Regions from separate parts of the Homo sapiens genome. Here region 1 is linked to region 2. Evidence: chromatin contacts called from ENCODE Hi-C or POLR2A ChIA-PET data. All regions are on one chromosome and are shown on one strand. The core of a region is the stretch at or near the end of the contact, and the rest is flanking DNA. Distances in the headings are between cores, read along the strand shown.

The links. A loop is a pair of places that touch in the nucleus more often than their neighbours do. ChIA-PET counts read pairs that join two places held with the same protein, here RNA polymerase II (POLR2A). Pooled maps may share reads with other maps.
Region 1: a loop to region 2 is called in a map of B cell, with 2.3 times the contacts of the local background. The contact joins two enhancer-like sites. A Hi-C loop is called at or near these places in 5 of 168 maps with a recorded cell type or tissue (B cell, endothelial cell of hepatic sinusoid, endothelial cell of umbilical vein and 2 more) and 7 of 50 pooled maps. POLR2A ChIA-PET finds 5 or more read pairs at or near these places in 3 of 52 experiments (AG04450, HEK293 and activated B cell).

What each region holds. Positions count from the first base shown.
Region 1 is chr9:81,652,661-81,657,571 of GRCh38, forward strand. TLE1 (TLE family member 1, transcriptional corepressor) reads right to left here. Exons shown (of 20, transcript NM_005077.5): 5 at 1,314-1,376. Among named protein-coding and RNA genes, the nearest start is that of TLE1, 34 kb to the right of the region's middle. Within about 2 kb of position 3,396, at least 4 of the 41 ENCODE cell types and tissues checked have a DNase peak (open chromatin) inside an H3K27ac peak, as active enhancers do.
Region 2 is chr9:81,600,437-81,605,917 of GRCh38, forward strand. All of the region lies in intron 14 of TLE1 (TLE family member 1, transcriptional corepressor), which reads right to left. Among named protein-coding and RNA genes, the nearest start is that of TLE1, 86 kb to the right of the region's middle. Within about 2 kb of position 1,400, at least 4 of the 41 ENCODE cell types and tissues checked have a DNase peak (open chromatin) inside an H3K27ac peak, as active enhancers do.

The DNA.
Region 1 (4,911 bases), core at 2,146-4,645, 54 kb after region 2:
TTTTACAGCCAGATGCAATGGCTCATGCCTGTAATCCCAGCACTTTGGGAGGCCAAGACAGGGTGAGCCCAGGAGTTCAAGACCAGCATGGGCAACATGGCAGAACCCTGTCTCTATTTTTAAAATAAATAAATAAAATACCCATTTTAATACCTAAAACTTTAATATTAAATCCGTTGATTGGTTGATCACTTGTCTGATCAACCAATCTTGACCCACCAGTCATTTTCGGAAACTCCTGGAATTCCTCTCATTCTTTTATAGCCTTTTGATTCTTTACCCTCCACAAGGCAAAGGAAGGACTCCAGCCTCAATTCAGAGATGGAAACTCACCCCACACCTCCCAACTCCCAACTCCACCCACAAATAAAAACAAAGCCATAAATTTACTTTGGGAGGCATGAGAATGTAACATAGAGCCGTGGATCACTAAAGTCTAACAACTACTGATATACTCAAAAGGCAGACAAATCTATTGTCATATCAGACAGACAAAGGTTATGGTGGAAGAGGCTGTTACAACAATAATGAGATGGTGACCATCCGGCATGGAGCAACAGGTGCCAACCAGGATACCCAGTATTCCAACTCCTAGTCCAATAAACTTTCCACCCTGCGTGAAGATGCATTCATCCCGTGCACACTTAGAACACGTTACAGCATTTACTAGCTTATATCCAGAAGGAAGGTAAACTTTTCAAGGCAAAGCTAAAATACAATAGTCTTGAGTCAGTTTCATAGATTACTCATATAAAGAGATTCCTCCCTCAAAGAATGTTAAGATTAAACCTCTATGACTTTGTAACTAAACAAAATAGCTTATACATACATATGACTCATTAAGTTAATGTATTTTGGACTATTATCATCCACCCCTTCAAGGACAGCATTAAGACAACTGCCTTGATACATAAGTACAAAAGAACTATCTGCCTCCATAGTAAAGTCTACCTTGATGGAACCATTTTTAAAAGTCAGTATGAGAACAGCTTTCTATTTAAAAGATATAAAAGACACCTGAATTTTCAGTAGCTCTCAAGCTTATGCTACTTAAAGCAAAAGCTGTACATTGGATAGTCATTTTGCAGTTTTCCACAGGAAAAAAAATTAATTTGGGGGTTGAGCTATTGTCACCATTTCTACAGTGTGCCCTCAGATGTGTTGGATAGACTAGCAGGGGGTTTACACACTTCAGCTGTAACAGATGTTCTTCACACTTGTTCCTTGTGATAAAATTAACATCTTAAAACTAGCTAATTTGCAAACAGAGAAGCAACATAATTGCACTTTAACAGCTGAACAATTTTACTTACTTCCTGAGACAGAAATGGGATGACTTGTGCACAAATCGTATTCAATCTCTTGGCGATTTCAGTCTATAAAGACAAAGCCACACAAATGTTTAGAATACTTCACAATCAGTTCAGAAAGGTAAAACTTCATACCCCTAACACTTCAGTCCTCCTCTCCCTTGCTCTGGAAATGTGTATAAAATGGTTTCCCCAGGTTATGTTACTAATACTTATCTTGAAATAAACAGTAGATATTAATCCCACTTGCAAAGTAAGCCACAACTGCACACTTCATTGTAATAAGAGATGAGTAGTTTGATTGAGTTGGAAAATCTAGGCGGTTTAAGGCTATATGATCATTTAATATGGTGACTATATATATATACACATATATATATGTATTTTTGAGACAGAGTCTTGCTCTGTCGCCCAGGCTGGAGTGCAGTGGCACGATCTCGGCTCACCACAAGCTCTGCCTCCCGGGTTCACACCCTTCTCCTGCCTCAGCCTCCCAAGTAGCTGGGACTACAGGCGCCCGCCACCACTCCCGGCTAATTTTTTTCTATTTTTAGTAGAGGTGGGGTTTCACCGTGTTAGCCAGGATGGTCTCGATCTCCTGACCTCGTGATCCGCCCGCCTCGGCCTCCCAAAGTGCTGGGATTACAGGCGTGAGCCACTGCACCCAGCCAAGTGTACTTTTTCAATGATGGCACACCATGACACATTTATGTCATTATTGCAAGTTCATTCAAGCGGGTGTCAGAAGCCACTGCAGCTGCAGCACTGTCAAAGCAGTCCACCTTTCAAAGATGAGGCCTAAGGTGATAGAGTAGAAGAAAGGCCTGCTGACCTCTTTGCCACTTGTCCCAGCTCTTGTACAACTGAAAAAGGATTTTATTGTTCATAGCTTCCCTAAGTCTCAAACTTTCAAACAAACCAAGAAAACATGACTAAAAACATTCCAGTCTAGAGGGTGATGGTCAAGTCATGATATCCTGAGTATTCGGAAAGTTTCGCCACAGTTCAGTAACAAACTCAAAGACCTCACCGACAGGGCCCAGGGGTCAGCTGAACATAATAAAAGGTGTCCTTAGTGTCTATAGCACGGGCTGTTTTAAAGAAGGCAGGAAAGGCCGGGTGCGGTGGCTCGCGCCTGTAATCCCAGCACTTTCTGAGGCCAAGGCATGTGGATTATGAGGTCAGGAGTTCAAGACCAGCCTAGCCAAGATGGTGAAACCCCGTCTCTACTCAAAATACAAAAATTAGCCGGGCGTGATGGTGGGCGCCTGTAATACCAGCTACTCGGGAGGCTGCGGCAGAGAACTGCTTGAACGAGGGAGGTGCAGGCTGCAGTGAGCCGAGATCACGCCACTGCACTCCAGCCTGTGCGACAGTGAGACTCCACCTCAAAAAATAAAAAAAATAAAGAAGGCTGGAAAAACCTTTGCTCCGCTCCACATCCACAGCAGTCCCTCTGCTACAAGGGACAAAAACTGGCAAGAGAGGGAACAGAGGGTACTCTACTTCTAGCCCAGGGAAGGGTCCACCTGCAGCACCTCCAACACCCTACAGCAATGCAAAGCAGCTCTGCTTTCCTCTACCTAGGAAGAACCAGTTCTGCTTTTTTAAAAAAGAAAAAAAAAGTCATCTGTAAAGAGGCCCATCCTTGACCTTACTTATTTCATCATTTTGTCAATGCTTACTAAATGCCACCTATATTACTGAATTAAGCAATGAAAAGGATCACAAGAAAAAAACTTAAAAGCACGCAGTCCATGACCTTGAGAAATAGAGAATGGAAAAAGACAAAGTAGAAATCCCAGGAACAAAGTCGAGCCTGCGGTGAGCTGAGATCGCGCCACTATACTCCAGCCAAGGCGACAGAGCAAGACCCTGTCTCAAAAAAAAAAAAAAAAAGAAAAGAAAAGAACAAAACCCCAGGAACTTTACAATCAAGCATATAAAAAACAGCAGCCTTGTATCTTCTAAGATGATCTGAATTAACTAAGCAAAGTCTTTGGTTTTATAAGATTGGATTTAGTCTGACCCAACCCAATTCTCCCTGACCACCAATGAGACAAGGTTACAGACAGACCATGCCTTGGACAAAATGTACTAGAAGGGGAAATGACTGGTAGAGAGAGGAAGCCCGTGCATGACCTTGCTTTAGCCAGCGAGGCAGATATATGCAAAAAGGGTGCAGCTGTACCAGGTACAAAAACAGAACTGGGTCAGCCCCACCCAGTTCATTTGATCACAGCCACCCACTCAAGCTACCTCAAGGTCATGGCTCTCCTCGAAAGCATGGGCAAGGCTTTCCTTTGCAACAGGGTTCTGCACTGTCTATTTGAGTGCATGTAAAGGAGTAGAGATGCCTTTGGTAGGTATCCTACTTAGGTCCTTGCTCCCAACTCCCTACCTACCACACATTCCTGCAACACTCTGTACATTCCTCTTCTCGGAAATTCACATTGAAGGTTTCCAGTTTTAAAAATGATATATGCTCACTTTGAACTCATACACATGCACACAGATACATATACAGAAATATAAAAGAAAGTTAAAATAACCCTGAGCCCATCATCCAAGGATAAGCATGGGTAACATATTGGTGATTTTAGGATACCATCATTCCAGGTTCTCACTTATGTGCACAGAAGCCCAGAGTGAGAGACACATTTTAATACCAAGGGGTTTCCGTTACATACCCTGCCTTTCTATAATTTGTTAATCAAACATGTGTCAGGGACACCATCCCAGTCAATACAGATTAACAAGTACCTTGAAACATTCCACCATACAAGCATATAGATGTCTAAGTACTATTGACACCAGTGAATATTTATGTTTCATTTAATTTTGCACAATTAACAACTCTGTCAAATACGCCTCCACACAGATCTCTAAAAGGAATCCCTAGATGTGAAACTGCTGGGTCAAAGTGTATGCATATTTTAAGTTGCAATGCATGCTGCCAAACTGCCCAGCAGAAAAGCTGTACCAATTATTGCGAGTTTAGGAGGGTTCCTGCTCTCCCACCCAGTGTCAATATTGAGTTTTGTTGACCTTCCTTTAATCTTCATCCATCTAATGGATTAAAAAATGACCTCATTTTTATTTGCATTACTTGAATTCTTCCTCTAGTTAAACATCTTTTCATGTATTTATTGCTCCACTCTATGTTTCCTTTCTCCATTCTTCCATTGTTGCTTAATCATTTTTGTCCTTTGGTGGTGCTTCCTTGAATGGGACAAATATTAACCCTTTATCAGAGTTTGCTCAGCTTGCCACTTGTCTTTCAACCTTGCTTAATATGATTTTTTTGCTGTATAGAACTTTAAGTCTTTATGTGGTCAAATGAAAGCATTTTCTTCCTATGCTCCTGGCCTTTAGGTAAAGATTAGAACACATCAATATCATAAAAGCCATTCTTACTTTTCTTCTAGTGTGCTATGGCTGCACTTTTTATGCTTAACTATTTAACTGGAATTTATTTTGGTTTAAGAAAAGATGCCCTCATCTTTAACTATGATAGCAACTATGTGTTACTACCTAGAATGGCATCAAAGTAGACTTGAACATGGTCGGAGGACAGTTAAGATCCAGTCTGAATGAAATG
Region 2 (5,481 bases), core at 150-2,649:
AGTTTGAGGTCACCCTGGAGATCCCCATCTCATTTTTCTTTTTAAAAAGGAACGGCCTCACCTCAACTTAATTTCAAAAAATTAAGCTACATATTCCTATATCAGAAGGTAGAAAAACAGAAATTAAACTAATACCCACATGGCAATAATAAGGAACAAAATGGGCATGTTATTTTTAGCATTTAATAGACCAAAAAAAAAAAAAAAAACCTACCCAAATATCACTGTGATGGTCAATTTTATATGTCAACTTGATTAAATCAACTAAGGGACACCAGAGTGGCTGATAAAACTATTTCTAGGTGTGCCTCTGAGGCTGTTTCTAGAAGAGATTAGCATTTGAATAGGTAACCTGAGTAAAGAAGGTCCCCCACCAGTGCAGGTGGGTATCACTGAAGGCCTGGACAGGACAGAAAGTTAGAGGAGGAGCAAGTGTGCCCTTCACTTGAGCTGGAACATCTACCTGCTGCTCTCGATTATCAGTGCTACTGGTTCTCAGGCCTCAGCTTGGAGTAGAACTGCGCCAGCTTTCCCGGGCCTCCAGCTTGCAGACAATAAATCATGGGATTTCTCAGTCTACACAGTCGTGTGAGCCAATCCCTCCAAATAACTCCTTCTCCATATCCATATCTATAGTTTATTGGTTCTGTTTCTCTGGAGAACCCAGAGTCATACAACCCCATCAAATAAAAAGAGGGCTGAATCAATTTTCAAGTCCACTAAATAAGCGAGCTGTGGAATCTAGACAAAAACAGAGAAACCAGAAGATCAGAAACAGAAAAAGTGGGGTGAAAGGGGGAAGCCCCCGGCCACTGAAACTTTTTCTTGGCTAAAAGCCTGGAAAGGGTCTCTAATCACTGCTGCAAGTGTTTTCCTATGAGGCAATTTTACCCCAAACGTAGTTAAGATTTTTCTTTTCCCTTTAGGCTCTAAACCAAAAAGGTACTTTAAAGATTTATTTAAACACTAAACAAGTGGGTAGAAGATTTCTAAATTACATGTCTGGCATTAAAACATAGGGTGAAAGGACCTGTAACTACCCTAGACTCTTAAGCCAAACTATTATTAGCCTGAGTTATTACTGACCTCTAGGTGCTAATATATAAGGCAGGTAGAGCACAGCCCCCAGGTATTTATAGGGAGAACAGCAGTGCTACAGTGCCAGAAAAAAAAAAAAAAAGTCTAACTAAACTTTGGAATTTCTCTTACCAATGATCTCCACAGAGCTCAGGGGAATAAATGTCCTAAAACTAAAAATGAATTCAAGTTATGCTGAACTAAACAATACCAATTAAATCCAGCCTTGAGGGTATGAAAACAAGCTCAGGGTTACCTCTTATAAACCAACACTACTTAATAATTCGAAAATGCGAACAAGGGATCTCCTTTAGAAAAGAATGAATCACAGGATCTTACACAATCCTGGACCTGTCTCCCACCTATTCAAGGCAACGAACATTTGTTTCCTGGGTATCTATGCTCAAGGGACAAGACTTCGGGAACTTCCATCCTCCTGGGGAGGAAGCAGATAGAAACACGGCTTGTACACGATTATAATCCAAGCTCTCAAAAGTGTGAGAAGTGTCATAAGATGTTTCACGGTGCAACTGGAGGGAGACCATAGATGGGAAGGCATCCATGAAGGCTTCATGAAGGAGGTAGCAACTCAAGTGGGCTTTGAAGGACAGAAAATACTTCAACAGAAAGAGACCAGTGAGAAGGGAAGCTGCTCCAGGGAGCAGGGGCTGGAGTCATCAGGGAACAGAGGCTCATCCCATTGTGTTAGCACAGGATGTAAAGCACACAGGACATGGCACCGGAAAAGCAGGCTGGGGGGATATTACCAGCGGGGCCTTGAAGGGCACGTCGGTTTATACAGGTCGAACATCCCTTATCCAAAATGCTTCAGGACCAGAAGTGTTTCTGATGTCGGATTTTTTTCAGACTTCAGAATATTTACATATACATAAATGAGTCATCTTGGGGATGGGACCCAGTCTAAACACAAAATTCATTTCTGTTTCATACAGACCTTATGCACTTAGCCTGAAGGTGATTTTAGTTTTCCCTTGGGGATACCAAATAAACTGTGTGTTGTGTGTTTTGACCGCACCTTGTCACATGAGGTCAGGTGTGGAATTTTCCATGTGTGGCTCATGTCGGTACTCAAAAAGTTTCAGATTTTGAAGCATTTTGGATTTTGAATTTTCGAATTAAGATGCTCAATCTGTATTCAACTTTTGAAGATCTCTGTGCAACACATGGACCTGATAAGTGCTTTACAATAAAGAATACACTGACAGCAATCTGATGAGGAAGGAAGACAACACTCAGCTAGGACCTTACTGACAAAACTGGGCATGAGAAAGGTGAGAATTTTAACAAAGAATAAGACTGTTAAAAAAAAAACGAGTTAAATGGGGAAGAATCTAACACTAAAGTTTGGGCTCAGATGTCAGAGGGAATGGGAATGATGCTTTAACAAAGAGAAGAAGTTTGGGGAGGCTGGAATGGGTATGAGAGAGGAGGGAAGGTGACCAGGGTGGTTGGGAAACCCATCTTGTCATCTTAACACCGGAAACAGGAGTGTGGAATGGTAGCACTACAAGTCATCTTACTCTGTTCCACTCTGATTGACAACAGCGTGAAGTCACCGGGCCTTTGCACATGCTGCTCTCTCCACCTAGAGGTTCAGCCCCTTCCCCTATTGGGTTAGTGCAGCTCTGAAAACCCTTCTGCAGGGAATCCCTGCTTGACTATTCTCAATGGGATCAGTCCCCCATGCTGTGTCATAGGCTTTCTAGGACACTGTTCCTCTGTAATAGCTCCGTGGTAGCCTCAGGGTCTACAATTCTGCCTTGGATTTTGTGATTATTTAACTCATGTTCCCCTTGAAGGATCCTGTTCAGGATATGCCACACCAAATATGCCCTTTCGGTATATTGGTTATATTGAGCTGAAAACACTTGAGAAATGAGAGATCCAGGAAAGACTTTCTGACCTCTCTCTTTCTATACAAAAACAGGCCATAAAATTTCCCACGAGAAAGGTGCCCTCCCTGTACCAGAAACAGAAGAACAGCCTTATCACCAGAGTCTGGGAATCAACACTAAAAGGGATTTCCACAAATAAACTTACCAAAATAACCTTTGTCTCCCACAAGTTTTCCCCCAATATATCTATCTCTTAGTTACTTCCCCACAATTTACTGCCTCCAGCCCAAAACTCTTTTTCTTGTCATGTCTTCACAAATTTGTCATTTCTTTGTATAAAAGTGATACAAGGTCAGGCGTGGTGGCTCATGCCTGTAATCCCAGCACTTTGGGAGGCCAAGGTGGGTGGATCACCTGAGGTTATGAATTCAAGACCAGCCTGGCCAACATGGTGAAACCCTGTCTCTACTAAAAACACAAAAATTAGCCGGACATGGCGGTGTACGCTTGTAATCCCAGCGACTCGGGAGGCTGAGGCAGGAGAATCGCTTGAACCCGGGAGGTAGAAGTTGCAGTGAGCCGAGATTGGGCCACTACACTCCAGCCTGGATGACAGAACGAGACTTTGTCTCAAAAAAACAAAACAGAACAACAAAAAAAGGTGATACAAGCTGTCTGCTCTGGTCGCTTCTTTGGGTCTTCATTTCCTTGTGAAGACTCCCATGTACACCTAAATTCTTAATAAGACTTGCATGCATTTCTCCTGTTAATCTATCTTATGTCAGTTTGATTCTCAGGCCCAGCGGCAGACTCTGAGAGGGCAAAGGAGAATTTTTCCTTCCCTGCACCCCATCCTAGGCTGTGAGCTCCCGGTGGGGTCCCCTATGCCTATGCAGGAGGTCTCAATAAAATCTGTGAAAGTGTGGATGGAAAGGAAGTGACAGGATCTGGATCTTAGTGAGCAGGTGATGTGGGAACCCTAAACCATGGCCCACAAGAGAGGGCTGAAGCGACAGACAAATTCTAGCCAGAAGAGAAGCCTCAGGGTGGTGTGGAGGTCTCCAAACACTGAAGAGCTGCCATGAGGATGATAGATTAGCAGTGTGCTGTGTGGTCTCAGCGGGTAGGAAAGAGCCAGGATTGATGAGTCAAAGTTCCAGGGAGACAGATTCAGCTCAAGGGCTAGAAGAGTTTTCACACAGTCATGGAAAATGCATTGTTCTGGGCAGCAGTGGGTCCCCCATCCTTGGACACGCACGGTCAGAGGCACACTGTCACTGCACGAGGCTATCTTAGCAGACTTGAACCATGGATGAGCATTTATACTAAAGGGACATTAAGGTCCCTCCTGCCCCAACTGAACTCTTCTGGCTGTAACACTCAGGAGGCACTCATCCACCTGCACATGGATCCCTCAAGCTCTCTCTCTGTGCACGACACAGACTGTGCCTCCCCGGTTCCATGGGAAACTCATTCCTTCCTGCATGCGCTTCAGCTTCACCCCACGAAGTCTTTCTGACCCTAATTTTGGTCACTTCTTTACATGTCTCCCTATCACCCACTGCTCTGCCTCAAGAGCACATATCACAAGTCAAACCAGGATATTTACTTTTCTTTTAATGACATCATCAAGCCCCCAAGGGCAGAGAAGGCTGAGAGCACCCTCTTTCCTGGAGCATGCCTGGCATCGCACACAAAGCCTGACAGTTCACACTCAGTCTATGAATGGCAACTGTGCCTTCCGTCTGCCTCACCCAAGCATTCTTTCCGTGGGTATTTTTCAGAGAATTATTTGTATAACTTTTAACGCCTTGTTCACTCTATCCTGGACACATGAGTTTGTCCTCATTTCTCTTAAGTGCCTCAGACCAGCCCTACTCAACGTGTGGTCAGCAAACACTGGCTACTGTTTGCAGTGAGATGAGTGCAGTCATCGAGAGTGAGCGACAGCAACCTGAGGACTTAGGGCTGTTGACTCTTGTAACAACAAAAAATGGACTTGGATTTGGTATCTTTTCCCTCCTATTCATTTGTATTGTATGTTACAAATGTACCTATCTTTGACTTACGGGGCGGGGCGGGGAACTGGTCTGTCACCATAAATAGTTTGAGCAGCACTGCCTCAGGCAATATTACTTTACTAAATAGTAAGAACAACAAGTCCTCTCATACTAATTAATAGATATGGGCAGTCATACGTAGAAAGCTGAAACTGAATCCCTTCCTTACACCTTATATAAAAATTAATTCAAGATGGATTAAAGATTTAAATATTAGACCTAAAACCATAAAAACCCTAGAAGAAAACCTAGGCAATACCATTCAGGACATAGGCATGGGCAAAGACTTCATGACTAAAACACCAAAAGCAATGGCAACAAAAGCCAAAATAGACAAATGGGATCTAATTAAACTAAAGAGTTTCTGCACGGCAAAAAAAAAAAAACTACCATTAGAGTGAACAGGCAACCTACAGAATGGGAGAAAATTTTTGCAATCTACCCATCTGACAAAGGGCTAATATCCAGAATCTACAAAGAACTTAAAC